Regions from separate parts of the Mus musculus genome. Here region 2 is linked to region 1. Evidence: chromatin loops called from intact Hi-C (ENCODE). Cell type or tissue: gastrocnemius. All regions are shown on one strand. Links, peaks and the distances in the headings refer to the core of each region. The heading gives the core; the rest is flanking DNA.

What was found. A loop is a pair of places that touch in the nucleus more often than their neighbours do. Peaks named below come from ENCODE experiments on the same cell type or tissue, not always from the same donor. Only the 100,000 strongest peaks of a DNase experiment are listed, where the experiment ranks them.
Region 2: it touches region 1 in a loop (4-fold over the local background); 22 of 42 quality-filtered maps call a loop at or near these places.

What each region holds. Positions count from the first base shown.
Region 1 is chr2:131,412,230-131,419,872 of GRCm38, reverse strand. It overlaps the pseudogene LOC115489428. Among named protein-coding and RNA genes, the nearest start is that of Rnf24, 63 kb to the right of the region's middle. In gastrocnemius, for the core only: a CTCF peak has its summit at 3,175 (motif pointing right); a DNase peak (open chromatin) is centred at 3,180.
Region 2 is chr2:131,283,264-131,290,906 of GRCm38, reverse strand. It overlaps Pank2 (pantothenate kinase 2), which reads right to left. Exons shown (of 7, transcript NM_153501.2): 5 at 3,310-3,433. It overlaps Mir103-2 (microRNA 103-2), which reads right to left and starts at 2,855; the gene lies at 2,770-2,855. In gastrocnemius, for the core only: CTCF peaks have their summits at 4,442 (motif pointing left) and 5,484 (motif pointing left); no DNase peak of the experiment used is centred there; H3K27ac peaks cover 1,319 bases.

The DNA.
Region 1 (7,643 bases), core at 832-5,831:
GCCTCCTGGACTTTGGCCTTGGTAGAGTGGCAGGCAGTGGGTCCACACTGTCAACAACATGATCACCCTAGCCACCTTTGAAGATACCTGCCTATTCTCTGACAAGAAGGTAATCCTTCCCTCTGTGAGGGCTGGCTGCAGTTCTCTTCTTCTGTCTGCTTAATGCTTTCTCTTGGGCCCTCTTGCTGTCTTTGACCTTCTTATGCCTCCGAAGCTTGCTCACTCAGCGTCAGCCTCTATTCCTGGTCTTTGGAATTTGCTCTGTTTGTCTCACAGTGCCTGGGCACCCAGTCTAGGAAGAGACCAGGTCCCAGCACAGAGCATCTGAGAGGTCCCATACTCCTTTGCTCCCACTCGCATGGCCTTACCAGTGCCCCTTGAGCCTCTGTGACGCGCAGGTGCCCAGTCTTCTCTCTCCTCTCCATCTGTTATGGTTTGAATGTGGAATGCCCCCCCCCCCAACAAAACCATGTATTGGAACACTTGGTCCCCAGCTGATGGTGCTGTTTGGTAGTTTCTGGAAGCTTTAGCAGGTGAGCCCTAACAGGGGCCATGTCTGCATCTTGCTCTGGCCCTCCCTTCCATCTTCTCCCTCTGCTTCCGGAACACTGAGAGCTGAAGAATCCCATCTGCTACACATTCCCATAATGCTCTGCCCAAGACCCTCTGAAACAGTGAGCCAAGGTTATCCCTCCTCTCTTAAGTCCTTCTCTCTGGCATTTTGGTCACAGCTGTGTAAATGTAAATAGCACACCATCCAGACCCAATGCTAGGCCTTGTGGAGTGTCGGCCTCCGTAGTAAAGCTCAGCTCGTATGAGTCCCCCCAAAGCAAAAATCATCTCTTCCCACCAAGCCAAAGACTCCCAAGCAATGAAGGCCAATGATGCCAGGTTAAGGACTGACCAAGGATCTCTGTTTTTCCGACTATAAATAAAGTTAGTCCAGGAGACAATGAAATGCCATCCTCTAACAAACAACTCTCACGGACTTAGCTGGGTATCTTTCCTTGGCTGGCAAGAGATAAGGTAAAGATATCATTTTCTCATTCCGTTAAGAACCTCCTTTCAAAGAGTTGTGGTGGCGCACACCTTTAACCCTAACCCTCAGGCACAGTCAGGCAGATTCCTGTAAGCCTGGGGCCAGCCTGGTCTACAGAGTATGCTCCAGGACACCCAAGTCATGTCCAGGGTGCAGTCAGGGTGGCCGGTGCTGAGGACAGGGTGATGGACAGGTGCCTGGAGCTCCTGCGCCCAGACATGTTGACAAACTACAGTCACCCGGACTCTGAGCACCCAAAAGGTATCTGAGATGAAAAACTGTCATTTTCTGGATCAAGTCTCCTCCAGACTTGTGTGGTCCTTGTTGCCACTGAGGTCCATGCGATGTCTGTAATCTGAGCTGCTGCCTCAGGCTGTGTTGACGCCTGGGGTCAGTGTTGCTGCAGGAGGCCATGATATCTGTGGTCTGTTCACCAGAGTCATGCTGATGTTAATGATGCAAAGCTGCCACAAAGGGCCGTGTTGAAGTCTATGGGCTGTGCTGCCACCGGAGGCCATGTTGATGCCCATGACCTGCAAGGCTGCTGCTGCTACAGACGAGGCTGCTTCTTTTGCAGGGGCATCAATGACTGCAGACTCACCTGAGAATAAGAGACGTTGAAGGCTTCTCTGACAACCTATCCCCGTCCCACTCAAAAAGAAACAGTGCAGACAGGAAGCCATTGAAGATTGAGCCCTTACAAACTGTGATAAACATATGATAGGTAGATGCTGAAGTATAGCTCTTCACAGTTGATGGCTTCTGGCTGGGTGGGGGTGGGGGAGGACACATTTTTTTAAGGGGTTGGCCACTGAGAGTTTGGCCATGCTCCAATGCGTACATGGACAACACACATTGGACTTGGTGGATTGTTTTGCTTTGGTTTTTTGTTTTTTGTTTTTTGTTTTTTTTGAGAGTGGGGGAAGGGTGGGAGGGTGGGCCTGGAAGAATAGGGAGCGAGTATGCTGGGATGCAGTGTACGAAATTCCCAAATAATTAATAAAAACATTATGTTGCGGGGGTGGGGAAATTTCCTTTTCTCAGAGTCAAAATAGTACAAGGCATGCACATGGACCACATGGGCACAAAAGGAATGACACTGACATGGGCTTTCTGTCATTGCCACCAGATCAGGTTGGCAAGAAATCCTCATCAATGACCTACAGTCTAAAGCAGCTGTGGAAGGGTCACTGACCCAGAAACCTCAGGTAGACTGAGAAACCCTGGACAGGAGATGACCTGACTGATAACAACTGTGGGGGCTTCCCAACAGGAGATAGGCATCCCAAACCTGATACAACCTACCACTTCCAGGCTGCAGAGGAGCTGATCTGCAGATGGAATCTTCCATCCCCAAAGTTCCCCTTTTTCAGCCTAAAAACCTACAATGCCCTCACACAATACACACTTCATCTCCACTTCCGCAGAGAGACTGCAGCTCTTCAGTCTTGAATAAAGAATAAATCTTTTTCTAGAGAGGCCCACCTCCTTTCTCCTATTTCCAGGTTGCCTCTATCAGTCTTGATCTACTACCTGTATCCAGAGTGTGTATCCATCTCTGTTCATGACATCTACCTCAGGAGATAGCATGCCTAAAACTGCCTGGAGAGATATTGTTTAAAGAGATGTCCTGAGAAAGCCTAGCTGAGGAGCTAGGACCTTGTGGAAGGTTGGAAGCGGTGGTGGTGGAGTGGTAGAGATCTCTTTCTCTTCAAGGGCCTGCCTGGAAGTGCAGAACTGCAGGTGTGGGGCCCGTGAGAGTCAGATGAGCACCCAGATGAATCCAGCAGGTAGCTAATCCCCGTGGAGGGATCCACAGTCCAGTAAAGACCATCCAGAAGAGAGGAGGTAAGAGAGTGGAGTAAAACCAAGGCAGCCCAAGGGAGATGATCCCATGGCTGATGCATTCAGAATCTGCCCTGTACAGAGGAAGTAGCCCTGGAGACCAGCGATGGGGACCTGGCAAATCTTCACGGCAGGTGGACAGACACACAGCTCATCTCCCCCTCCCCAAAGGTCTTCCTTGAGGAAGACATCGCTAAAAAGAGGACAAAGCTGAGACTGACATGAGCCCTGAAGCCTGTTCCCTGGTGAGTCTACATCGGCTCAACAGTGAGCTGCAGAGGCTGCAGTTGCCACAAGGAGGCATCTTTGAGCCTAGGACCAGGCACCCGCACACTCTTCCCCTTGAGATTTTGCTCTGTGGAATCTCAACCAAGGGCTGTTTTCTCTTTCAGTGAGGGTTCCTTGGATTGAGAGGGGGCGCAATGCCTTTACCTCAGTCAACCAAGTTTAAGTGTCGAAACTGGTAGCCTGTGCTCTAATAACCTGACCTTCACATTCTCCTAACCATGGCCTCAGACAGCTGGACTTAGCCCACCATAGCTATGCAGAGCACATGCCATGTATCGGACCTTTGACAAGATAAGGGGTCATTCAGCAAGCAGATTGGAACAGCTCTGTCCCTTCAAGCCAGGTGTGGTGGTACATGTCTATAATCCTGGTAATCAGGAGGCTAAGGCAGGAAGGCAGGCAATTGTGAATTGGAAACCACCCTAAACTATCCAGCAGACATTGTCTAAACAAACACCCTCCTGCCATAATCCCTAGCATTCAGGAGTCAGAATAAGAGTATATTGAGCCGGGCGTGGTGGCGCACGCCTTTAATCCCAGCACTAGGGAGGCAGAGGCAGGCAGATTTCTGAGTTCGAGGACAGCCTGGTCTACAAAGTGAGTTCCAGGACAGCCAGGGCTATACAGAGAAACTCTGTCTCGAAAAACAAAAAAACAAAAAAACAAAAAACAGAGTATATTGAATTTGAGTCCAGTCTGGACTACATAATGAACTCCAGGGCCAGCTAGGCTATATGAAAACACTCTGCCTCAAAAACAAACAAACAAACAAAACATGAACAAAATATACTCATTTATTAAAAAAAACCCACATATCACCTAACTATATGTTGGCTACACAAAATTCACTTCAAATACATTATAGGTGGGCAATAAGAGAAAGGGTGGATGTGTTACACATCACAAACTTAAACGGGCGCAGGAATGGCTATGCTTGTAGCAGAGATACAGATGTGGGAGGATATGAGAGTGAGGCAAATGTCCAAGAACAGTATATAACAATAACATGGTCAATCCAAGAAGACACAGCAATGCTACACGTGTGCAAACAGAGATACAGGGCATATGGAAGGTCAGTTGACATATAGGAAGGAGAAACAAACACATCATAGTTGAAGATTTTAACTTCTCTCTCAGTAACAGACTATCTAGACAGAAAGCCAAGAAGGAGGGCCTAGGGAGAAGGCTTAATAGATTTGATGCACAAGCATAAGGGCCAGAGTTCAAATCCCCAGCACCCATGTAAATGCTAGGCAGAGTAACAGCCCACCTGTCATCCCACGGCTTGGGAGACAGAGACAGAAGTCTGATCCCTGGAGCAAGCTGGCCAGCCAGCCAAGCCAAATCAGTGAGCTTGAATTAGATTTAAGTGAAGACCTACCTCGGCATGTAAAGTGGACAGTGACTGAGGAACCCCCCCTCCCCCGCCCGGCCTCCACACTCATGTGCTCACGTGTGTCCTCCTGCACACTGGGACAATGGTGCCCCCAATTCGTCTGGGAACCTTGAAGAAAGAGTCTGGCCATGCAGACACAGCCATTAAATATGCCCTTAGTGTTGGCCACCACCACAATGATTGTCCTGCTATCTAATGAGCCTGGAGAGGCCTTGAAGGAGAATGTGGGGCCAGGAAGGGAGATCCCCCATGAAGAGGTGTTTATAACACCCAAGCTGTGGAACACCAAACACCACCCTGAAGATGTGGAAAATGTGGAGGCTGCCCTTCAGAGGACACTGAGTGATCTCCAGCTAGAGTACCTGGATCTGTTATTTATATCTTCAAGGAGGAAGACAATCCCTTCCCCAAGAATGCCAATAGAACCATCTGAAATGATCCTGCTCACTGTAAGACTGAAAATGCTCTAGAGACACTAGTAGCAAAGGGGCTGATATGAGCACTAGGCTAGCCCAACTTCAGCAACTGGTAAACTGCTGATACATTCTGAGTGGTCTCTGCATACCTGGATAGGTAGAACGGAATCTATGTCTTGCTCAAGATGATCGTCAACCACTGCCAAGCACATGGCCTTTGCCTTCCCCTGACGTGCTTGGCACCATCATGATGTGCCCAACCTACTAGAAGAACCAGTGGTCCTGGCAGTGTGGTCAATCTTCCGCTAAGATCTTGCTTGGGTAACAGGTTCAGCAGACCGTGATCTGCATTCCCAAAGGAAGACCCACCCTGAATGTGGGTGGCATCATCCCATGAGCCCATGAGCTGGAGTTCCAGACACAGGAGCTGAGCACCAGCATCTCTCTCTCTCTCTCTCTCTCTCTCTCTCTCTCTCTCTCTCTCCCTCCCTCCCTCTCCTTCCTGGCTGAGAATATAACATGCGTACACACCTCAATTTCTCATTCCTTCCCCACCACAATGCTCTACCTCCCTCTGAACTAAAGCCCAAAATGTAGCCTTCCTGCCTCATACTGATTTTTTTTCATATATCTGGGCATATCCATGATAAAAGTAACCAACATAGAGATAGAGAATACAATACGTTAGTGGTTGCCAGGGTTTGGGGTAGTAGAATAAGATGGGTGGGCCGGGGGTATCTTGACAGGTGTGGTGACTGCACACATGTGTATTCGTGATAAGATGCACATACTGTATCAATATCTGTTTCCTGGTTTTGAGACTGTACTAAATGATTACCTGAGATGTCACCATTGAAAGACACTGGCAGAGGTTTTGAGGGGCCACTCCTTACCATCCTCGCAACTCTCTATGAACCTATAATCATTTTAAATGAACAGCTCTTTAATCCATATGGGGCCTGTAGGATGCTTATAGCTTCCAACCCCTGGAAAGATCTGAGACAGGGCCCTTGAGTGGCCCTATTAGGGGCACTTCTAGAGTAGGGAGCTAAGCTTCCAGACAGCTAGGCTTCAAGAGTGGGTGGGCAGACTGGGCAGGAAAGGCCATGGGCACAGGAAATGTAGCCCGCACTAGAGTGTAGCGCTGACTCACTGACACCAGCAAGTTCAATGGCTGAGGTGAGGCACCTGGAGGACCTTATAACCCAGTTCAAAATACTCTTCTGAATACTCTTAAACTTGTTTTATAAAACAAAACAAAAGGGGCAGAAGAGATGACTCAGTGGTTAAGAGCACCGACTGCTCTTCCAGAGGTCCTGAGTTCAATTCCCAGCAGCCACATGGTGGCTCACAGACATCTGGAGGCAGAGACAGGCAGATCTCTGTGAGTTCAAGGCCAGTATGATCTACAGAGCAACCTCTAAGATATCTATGGCTACGCAGAGAAACCCTGTCTTGACACACACCCCATAATTTGTTAATTTTATTTTATGCATATGGGTGTTTTAACTGCATGCATCTCTATATGCCACATGCATGCCACACCTACAGAGACCGGAATAGGGTGTCAGGTCCACTGGAACTGGAGTTACAGATGGTTGTTAGCTATCCTGTTGAGAATCCAACCTGGGTCCTCCAGAAGAACAAGTGCTCGTAACCACTGAAGCTATAGCTCCAGTCCCAAAGGAAGACAATGATCTTAAGGCCAGCCTGGCCTACGTGGCAAGTTCAAGGTCCATCTTGGCTTCATAATGAAACTCTACCTTTAAAGAGAACAAAACAAAAAATAAATAAAAATAAAAAGAATAAAACAAATCAGGCAATGGTAGCACACACCTTTAGTCCCAGCACTTGGAGGCAGAGGCAGGGGGATCTCTGTGTTCAAGGCCAGCCTGGTCTACCTAGTAAGTTCTAGAACAAGCAAGGCTACACAGGGAAACCACATCTTCAAAACAAACAAACAAACAAACAAAAAGGATAAAACAAAATAAGCTATTATATGTAATCTCTGCTGGTGAGAGTGAGGGGACTTAGTTTTGCGACTCTGGAATGAAAACGGAGTGAGTGTTTGCTTTGGTATGAGGCAAAGAGGGACCAGCACCATAGCACCCATAGCACAAGCTTCAGAGTCAGCAGGAAGAGGCATGTAAGCTGCAGAGCTTGGAGGGACTGCTTACCCTGCAGTTCCTGGATCCAGGGCCAGTTCTCTGCCACACTATGGATATTCCTCCTAGAAACTCAAGAAGCCAGTCTATGTCATCCCTTGACAATTCTCTCAACAAACTTCTCTGTTGACCCTAAAACTTCAAGGCAACAACATCCCAAGTACCACAGTTATACTACTACATTAAAGTAGGGACATAAACTGTCCTGACTCCCGAGCGAGAGCTGGAAAATGGAGCATGCAGGGTATGGGAGAGCATCCCAGAGCATGTAGGGTATGGGAGAGCACCCTGGGTTACTGAAATAGACAAAATATCAAACAGGTTCATGTTATCCAAGAAAGCCTCAGCCTTCTGATTTCTTCTAGCTGGATGGGGCTATCTGTTTACTCTGATGGAGATAGTGGCAAGAACTGGGTTTGGAGGTGTGCTGGCTAGCCTTGACACACAAACTAGAGCTGTCTGAAAAGAAGAAGCCTTAATTTAGAAAATGTGTC
Region 2 (7,643 bases), core at 1,815-6,814, 130 kb after region 1:
ACACCTGCCACCAACAACAGCTGAAAGAGAACTAGGAAAGCCTGCTGGAGCCTAAATGATGTCATCATGAGCCCACAGTCTGTAATCTCCTTGCTATGCTACTGTTTCTCCATATGGACTAAAATGTTTACTCTGCCTAACTGTACTGGAAGTTGTACTTTGGGTTTTGATTTTTTTTTTTTTTTTAAGTTCTCCAAAAACTTAAAAAAAAAAAAAATCAAAACCCAATTCATTCCCACCCACCCATTCCCACTTTTTGGCCCTGGCGTTCCCCTGTATTGGGGCATATAAAGCTTGCGTGTCCAGTGGGCCTCTCTTTCCAGTGATGGCCTACTAGGCCATCTTTTGATACATATGCAGCTAGAGTCAAGAGCTCCGGGGTACTGGTTAGTTCATAATGTTGTTGCACCTACAGGGTTGCAGATCCCTTTAGCTCCTTGGATACTTTCTCTAGCTCCTCCATTGGGGGCCCTGTGATCCATCCAATAGCTGACTGTGAGGATCCACTTCTGTGTTTGCTAGGCCCCAGCCTAGTCTCACAAGAGACAGCTATATCAGGGTCCTTTCAGCAAACGCTTGCTAGTGTATGCAATGGTTGGGTTTTGATTTTTATAGAACCTCACCATTATTCAATTATGGAAGTCTCATAACAAACTTTGTTTTGCTTTGTTTTCTTAAGATACATTCTTACTATGTACTCCCAGCTAGCCTAGAGCTCGCACTGTAGACCAAGCTAACCTGGAATTCAGAGATCTGCCTATCTCTGCTACCTGAGTGCTAGGATTAAAGGCATGGTTCTCTATGTCCAGCTTCAGAACCAAGTTGCCTTACTCAAGTAGACAATGCCCTACCTATGCAAGCAACTCCAATTAAATGCAGTGGTCCAAAAACAACACAATGACAACAAAAACCAAAAACATCAAAGTAGGTGGAAGATCTGGGGTAGAAGAAGGTTCAATGAAAGACAAAACTAGTTGCTGAGGAGCACAAGTAATGTGGCAGACAGACTGTGGACACTCAGACAGCATGTACTCTGATGACAAAATGAGACACTAACAGTGAGAAGTGGAGTATTAAAGTGAGGTATATGGTGCCAAGTTAACAAGGCATAAGTTTGAGATGGGCAATACTGATTGTCAGCATAACTGGAGTAGGAAGCACCCAGAGCATTAGTGTGGCAGACCTTTGGCTGTGTCTTGTGTAGAGGAGTAATTAAGAAGACTTGTCTTGAATGTGGTAATACCATCCTACACTGAAAAAAAGGGGAGAAGAGACATACCAGCTGAGAGCCAGCATTCATCTGTTCCCTAGCATATTCAGATATAAATAAACAGCGTCACACTTTGCCCCAAGTGACTATACCACCATGCCTTCCCTACCATGACAGTCTATACTCTCACCTGTCAGCCAAAGTAAATCCTGCTCCTAAGTGACTTTTGTCAGGGATTTGGTCAGAGCAAGGAGAAAAATTACCCAAACAGGACATGACACAAAATAACAAATTATGCAAAGTATGGGACAGTTAAAAACAATTCACCTTCATCTGTGAACCAAGAAAGCAAAATCTTACAGCTGTTTAACAGAGTGAAATTCCACCCACAGCATCAGTAAAGCTGTCCAGCCATCAATGCTAAAGATGCTGCTCTGAATGGGCACACACCTGTGCAAAACCCCTTGGTAACCTACTAGGATTCATTAAGTACAATCACGATGTAGGATCACAAGGTTTGCTCCCAAGAAAGCCCCATATCAAGAATAAAACAGCCAAAGAACAGGCTCATACTTCTAAATACTTACCACAGTCCCTACTTCCAAGAAACCAAATGCCCAACTCTATTTAAATAATTATGACAAAATAAGAATCTGATCAAATATACAGTGATGACCTCAGAAGATAGCTTAGTCAGCAAAGTGCTTCCATGTGAACATGAGGCTGAGTGGAATTCCCGAGTCCACATAGGAAAGCAGTGGCATTGGCACATTTATAATCCCAGCGCTAGAAATTGAGGCAGGCAGATCCTAGGGATTCACTGGACAGTTACCCAGCCTAATCAACAAGTTTCAACTGGTGAGAGACCTTGTCTCAAAAACTAAGGTGAGCCAGGCATTGTGGCATACACCTTTAATCCCAGCACTAGGGAAGCAGACACAGCAAGGTCTCTAGGAGTTTGAGGTCCTTAACCAGTTTAAAAATAAAAAGCCGGGCAGTGGTAATACACACCTTTAACCCCAGCACTTGGGAAACAGAAGCACACAAGTCTGAGCTGGAGGCCAGTCTAGTATACAAAGGAAGTTCCAGGATAGCCAGGCCTACACAGAGAAAACCTGTTTCAAAAAGCCAAAACCAAAATAAAATAAAACAAACAAGGTAGACAGAACCTGAGAAACACCCTAGGTTGACCTCTAACCTCCACACCTACACATGTATACACATGTATTCACATAAACAAAATGTAGCCACAAACCATGTATTTCAATTAAAAGCATAAAATGTATGCACAACAACTAAAAGTTTTTGATACTTAAGCCCAGGAAAGCAAACATATAAGAGTGATGTTATTCAAATGAAGATGGAATTTTTAAAATCTGGTGTTTAATAACTTCTAAATAAATTAAAATTTAGACAAATCCTTTTAGGTCTTGAGGTCTCTTTTTAAGGCACATGCCTATATTATTAAAAGAATTATTGTAAACCAAAGTGTATAAATAGGGACAAGCCATAAGCTGCACCAACTGGATCCTAGATCCTCTTTCCCTAAGGGCAGCCCATTCTTGGTTCTTTCATAGCCCTGTACAATGCTGCTTGACCTGAATGCTACAAGGCAGCACTGTAAAGAAGCTGAAAGCACGAAGACAGCTCTGCTGAGGTGGAGAAGAACCAAGGTGGGCCTTCCTCTGACCGCTCAGTCTTCTCCCAGCTCCAGTGGCTTCCTGTGGCTTCCTGTCCACACCTCAACAGCACCCAGCAAACACAGCGTCTAGTCACCATTGTGACCCGTCATTCATCCCATCAGTAGCTCAAGACTGGCCTTCTTCCTGGCCCCCTCTAGAGTCTCCTCAAAGAAACCATTCACCTCTTGCAGTAGTGCTTATCTTCAGGAAGAGACAAGGAGTATGGTGGGGAATGGGAGGACAATCAATGAAGAGGAGGAGGAATCTGAAGAGTGTAAAGTTCACATTTCAAGTCTACCCCATATAACTACATTTGGGCACGTTTTAAGAAGACAGACACTGTAAGGTCAGGGTAGGACCCATTTAGGAAGGTCAGCATTTCCCTAGAGTGAACAGAACAATCTCATGTGCCCTTACTTCATTAAGGGCACACATTCTTGCTATGGAGCCAATGTTGTTGGTGATGGTGATCAAAGTTGCTCTGGCAAGATCCTCCTTACTGGCCGCCTCTCTCTTCTCCTTGCTCATCATGTTTCCAAAACTGTGGTGGAGGAAAAACATTTCACTGCTGAAACAAAGGCAACACAGTCCAGGAGAACTTCAATGTTACTTTACTATGATAAAATGACTTTACATCAAGTCTTTCTGTTTTATTACAGAATGATGGGAGCATCCACTGAAAGGAACTCAGTTAAAAAAAAAAAAAAAGCCTACAAATTACACTCTAAATGAACAGGTAGCATTCCCTGTCATACTAAAATTCAACTTTGGTACCAGATAGTTCCCTATCCAAGTGCATTCAGTACAATTTCCGAAAGGTAGCACTGCCTGATCTAACAACGGAGTATTCCAGGGAGACATACCTGACTGGCAGGTCATCGCTACTGTGCAACTGTTCTACTCAGACAGTCACAGTTACATCTAGTCTAGAAAACTCATTTGATCAGCACACAAAGTACAAAACAGCTGAGGCCCACAGTGGCTACTAAAGTTCCAGGCTGCCCTAGAAAGTAAATAAAAGACTTCAAATTTCTTGACCAGCAAAAGGGCTACAATAGTAACTATGACCCAAACCCAAGGACAAGAATAAGGAAGAGATGACCAGTGATCAAATGCTGCCAAAAAAACAATCTATTTTATTTATCCAGTGCCTATTTCCCAGCTTGCACATGAATGCCTTTTCTATTATTAAAAACCAAGTACTCTGCTGGGCATGGTGGCGCACACCTTTAATTGGCACTTAAGAGACAGAGGCAGATAGATTTCTGAGAGTCTAAGGAGAGACTGGTCTGCATAGCAAGTTAAAGTCTAGACAGGGCTACATAGTGAGACCTGGACTCAAAAACAGAACAAAACAGAAAACACATGTGCTCTTAACACAAAAATACAAAAATTGCATACGTAGGGGAGCTGGAAAACTGGCTCAGTGTAAGAGCACTGACTGCTCTTCCAGAGGACCCTTTCAGTTCCCAGAACCCACATATCAGCTAAGTGTCTGTAAGTATTTAATTTCAGTCCTAGGAAATCTGATGCCCTCTTCTGGTCTCCATGGGTACCTGGCACACACATGTTACACAGATATAAATTCAGGTAAAACACCCATACACATAAAAGTAATTATTTTTAAAAACTACATACCTAAATAAACAAAATAAAATATAGAAAGGCCCATGCTAAGCATGGTGGCACAGGCCAGCATCTCAGCATCTGAAAGACCAAGACAGACCTGGGCTTCACAGTGAAATCCTGACTCAAAAACAGCATGAGGAAGACAGAGAAAAAGACTTCCACTTTTTATAGAATTAAAGAGAACTAAATAGGCATTTACTTAGCAAAAGAAATATAATGCTTGTGTACTAAAATCTTTTGCAGTTTAAAGACAACCACCACCTAAAGAAATGGAAAGAAGTCCATCTTCCTGAACCAAAGACTTGACAGTGTTAAGCTGGTAACACTCAGGTCTATAGAGATGGCTCAGCAGCTAAGAACACTTGCTCTAAAGGACCCAGGTTCTATTCCCAACACCCAAATGAAGGCTCATAACTGTGTTTCCAGATCGATATCCTCTTGTGACCTCACGACCACCAGGCACACCGTGAGTATACATACAAACATCCAAGAAAAACACAAATTTTTAAAATAATTAAAAAGAAAAATTGAAAAGAAAATTAAGATTAAAAGAAATTAAAAGAAAATTTACTCTTCAAACTGGTCAACAGATTCAATACAATCCCTATTAAAATCCTAGCTATCTTCTTTACAGACATTACCAAGTTGATACTAAAATTCATATAGAAAGTCAAAGAATTCAAAGCAGCCAAAATAATTGTGGAAAGGTAGAGCAAGTTAGAGAAGTGTGCCCTGTACCTCTGCCACCTTCCCCTAAAAACTTAGTGCAAGGCTGCGGTAAGCAAGGGAACATGGTACTTCTCTAAAGACAAATGTACAGGACTGAGAATCAAAAATTCAACTGAGGGCTGGAGAGATGGCTCAGTGGTTAAGAGCACTGACTGCACTTCCAAAAGTTTTGAGTTCAAATCGTGGCTCACAATCATCTGTAATGAGATCTGACGCCCTCTTCTGGTGTGTCTGAAGACAACTACGGTGTACTTACATATAACAATAAATACATCATCTTTTTGTTGTTGTTGTTGTTTTGTTTTTTGTTGTTGTTTTTTTTTTTTTTTTTTTTTGGTTTTTTGAGACAGGGTTTCTCTGTATAGCCTTGGCTGTCCTGGAACTCACTCTGTAGACCAGGCTGGCCTCGAACTCAGAAATCCGCCTGCCTCTGCCTCCCAAGTGCTGGGATTAAAGGCGTGCACCACCACTGCCCGGCAATAAATACATCTTTAAAAAAAAAGAGAGAATTCAACTGAAACATCTACAGTCAACTGATTTGCTAACAAAGGGCTCAAAAGACTAGGGAAAGCAGTCTCAGCAGATGGGTCAGCTGGACCAAGTGAGAAACACCATGTAAGAGTGAGTATGAAACTCTATCACACACTATACAGAAAAACTAACCCATGAATGGCATTATAAACTCTTAGAAGTGAATCCTCACAATCTTAGATGGGGCAAATGACACTAAAAGCACAGGAGATAAACACATAAAGACAGGTTTCACCAGAACTTCTGCTGGCTTTGACAGCACTTGCCTCACTCAGGAGGCAGAGGCAGAAACAGACTCCAAAGTCTAAGGTCAGCCAGGCCCACACATTGAAACCCAATCTCAAAAAACCCAAATGAGGCTAGCTATGTAGCCTCAATCGGTAGAGTGCTTGCCTGTCACTCACAGGGCCCTACATATGATCCCCAGCACAAAACAAACTGGACACAGCACTCAGAGCTGTAATCCAAGTACTGAGAATTTAGATACAAAAAGCCAGACATCGCAAGATCAAGACCAGCCTGAGATACAGTAGGCCTTGTTCAGAAAAAGAAAGAAACAAAGAAGTGTCTGTAATACAAACACCAAGGCAGTGAAAACAAAAACAAAAACAAAACAGAGAAAATACATTCTTAATTATATGTATGTGTGTGTATATCTATGTATATGTATGTATATACATATATACACACACATACATGTTGTTAGATACATATATATTATCTAGTAAAGAACTTTTATCTACAACATGTAAAGAATTCTTGGAGCCCAATAAATAGAAAAATATAATTTTAGTTAGCAAAAGACTTCAGCAGGCATATTCCTTAAATGATAAACAGAAAAACAAAACTCAAGATCACAATTAATTAGGGTCTGGGGCCATACCCCTGTTATTTCCAACAGTCAGAAGCTGATACACGAAGATTACAAGTTCAAGGCCACTCTGGCCTCTGTTGAGGGAGACAAAGGCTTCACCAAAGGAAAGAAAAGGAGAATCAGAAGTAGAAATGAATGAAAAATTCAGGAAACAGATAAGAGAAATTAGGAGAAAACTTAAAAGAGTGTCTGTCTTTGAATCCTTATTGTGGGAGCCCTCAAATCTCAATGACAATAGGATGAATTCTGCTTGTCTGACTTCTGCCACTTTCCAAGTAACTGCCACTGGGATTCCCAGGGTTCTCTTTTCCTTACTCTTTGCTACTATGCCAGTGTCTAACTGCAGTGTCAATAATACAGTTTTAAGCATTTGTATGGGAAAAATGAAGTTACTAAAGCAGTTTATAAAAAGGGGTGGGGACGGGGTGGTTCCTCAACAACAGACAGAGACAGAGAATAAGAATGTCTGGGGCTGTAAGATGGTGTGGTCACACTGGAAAGTAGTCTATTAGTTCTTCAAAAGATTAAACAAAGTCACTATGCAGCACAGCAATTTCATTCCTAGATAGAGACCAAGAAAATTAAAGCAGGGCACACATATCTTTAATTACATGACTCTGGAGGTAAAGGCAGACAGATCTTGAGTTCGAGGTCAACCTGGTCTAGAGTGAGTTCCAGGTTAATTAAGACTTTAAAAAAAAATCCCTGAATCAAAAAACAAACAACAATAAATAAATAAAATTAAATTAAAAATATGTCCAAACAAAGACAAGCACACAGGTCTTCAGCACTATTCACAACAGCCAGAAACTATGAAAGTATCCAATGTTTATTAACTAATAAATACATAAAATATGGTATATCAACAATACTCAACAACAATAATAATTCTGCAAATATTACACTAGCGGAGATGAAGCTGGTCATGACAGATCATACTATGACACCACACATATGAGAAACGTTCAGAGTAAGCAAATTCATAGAA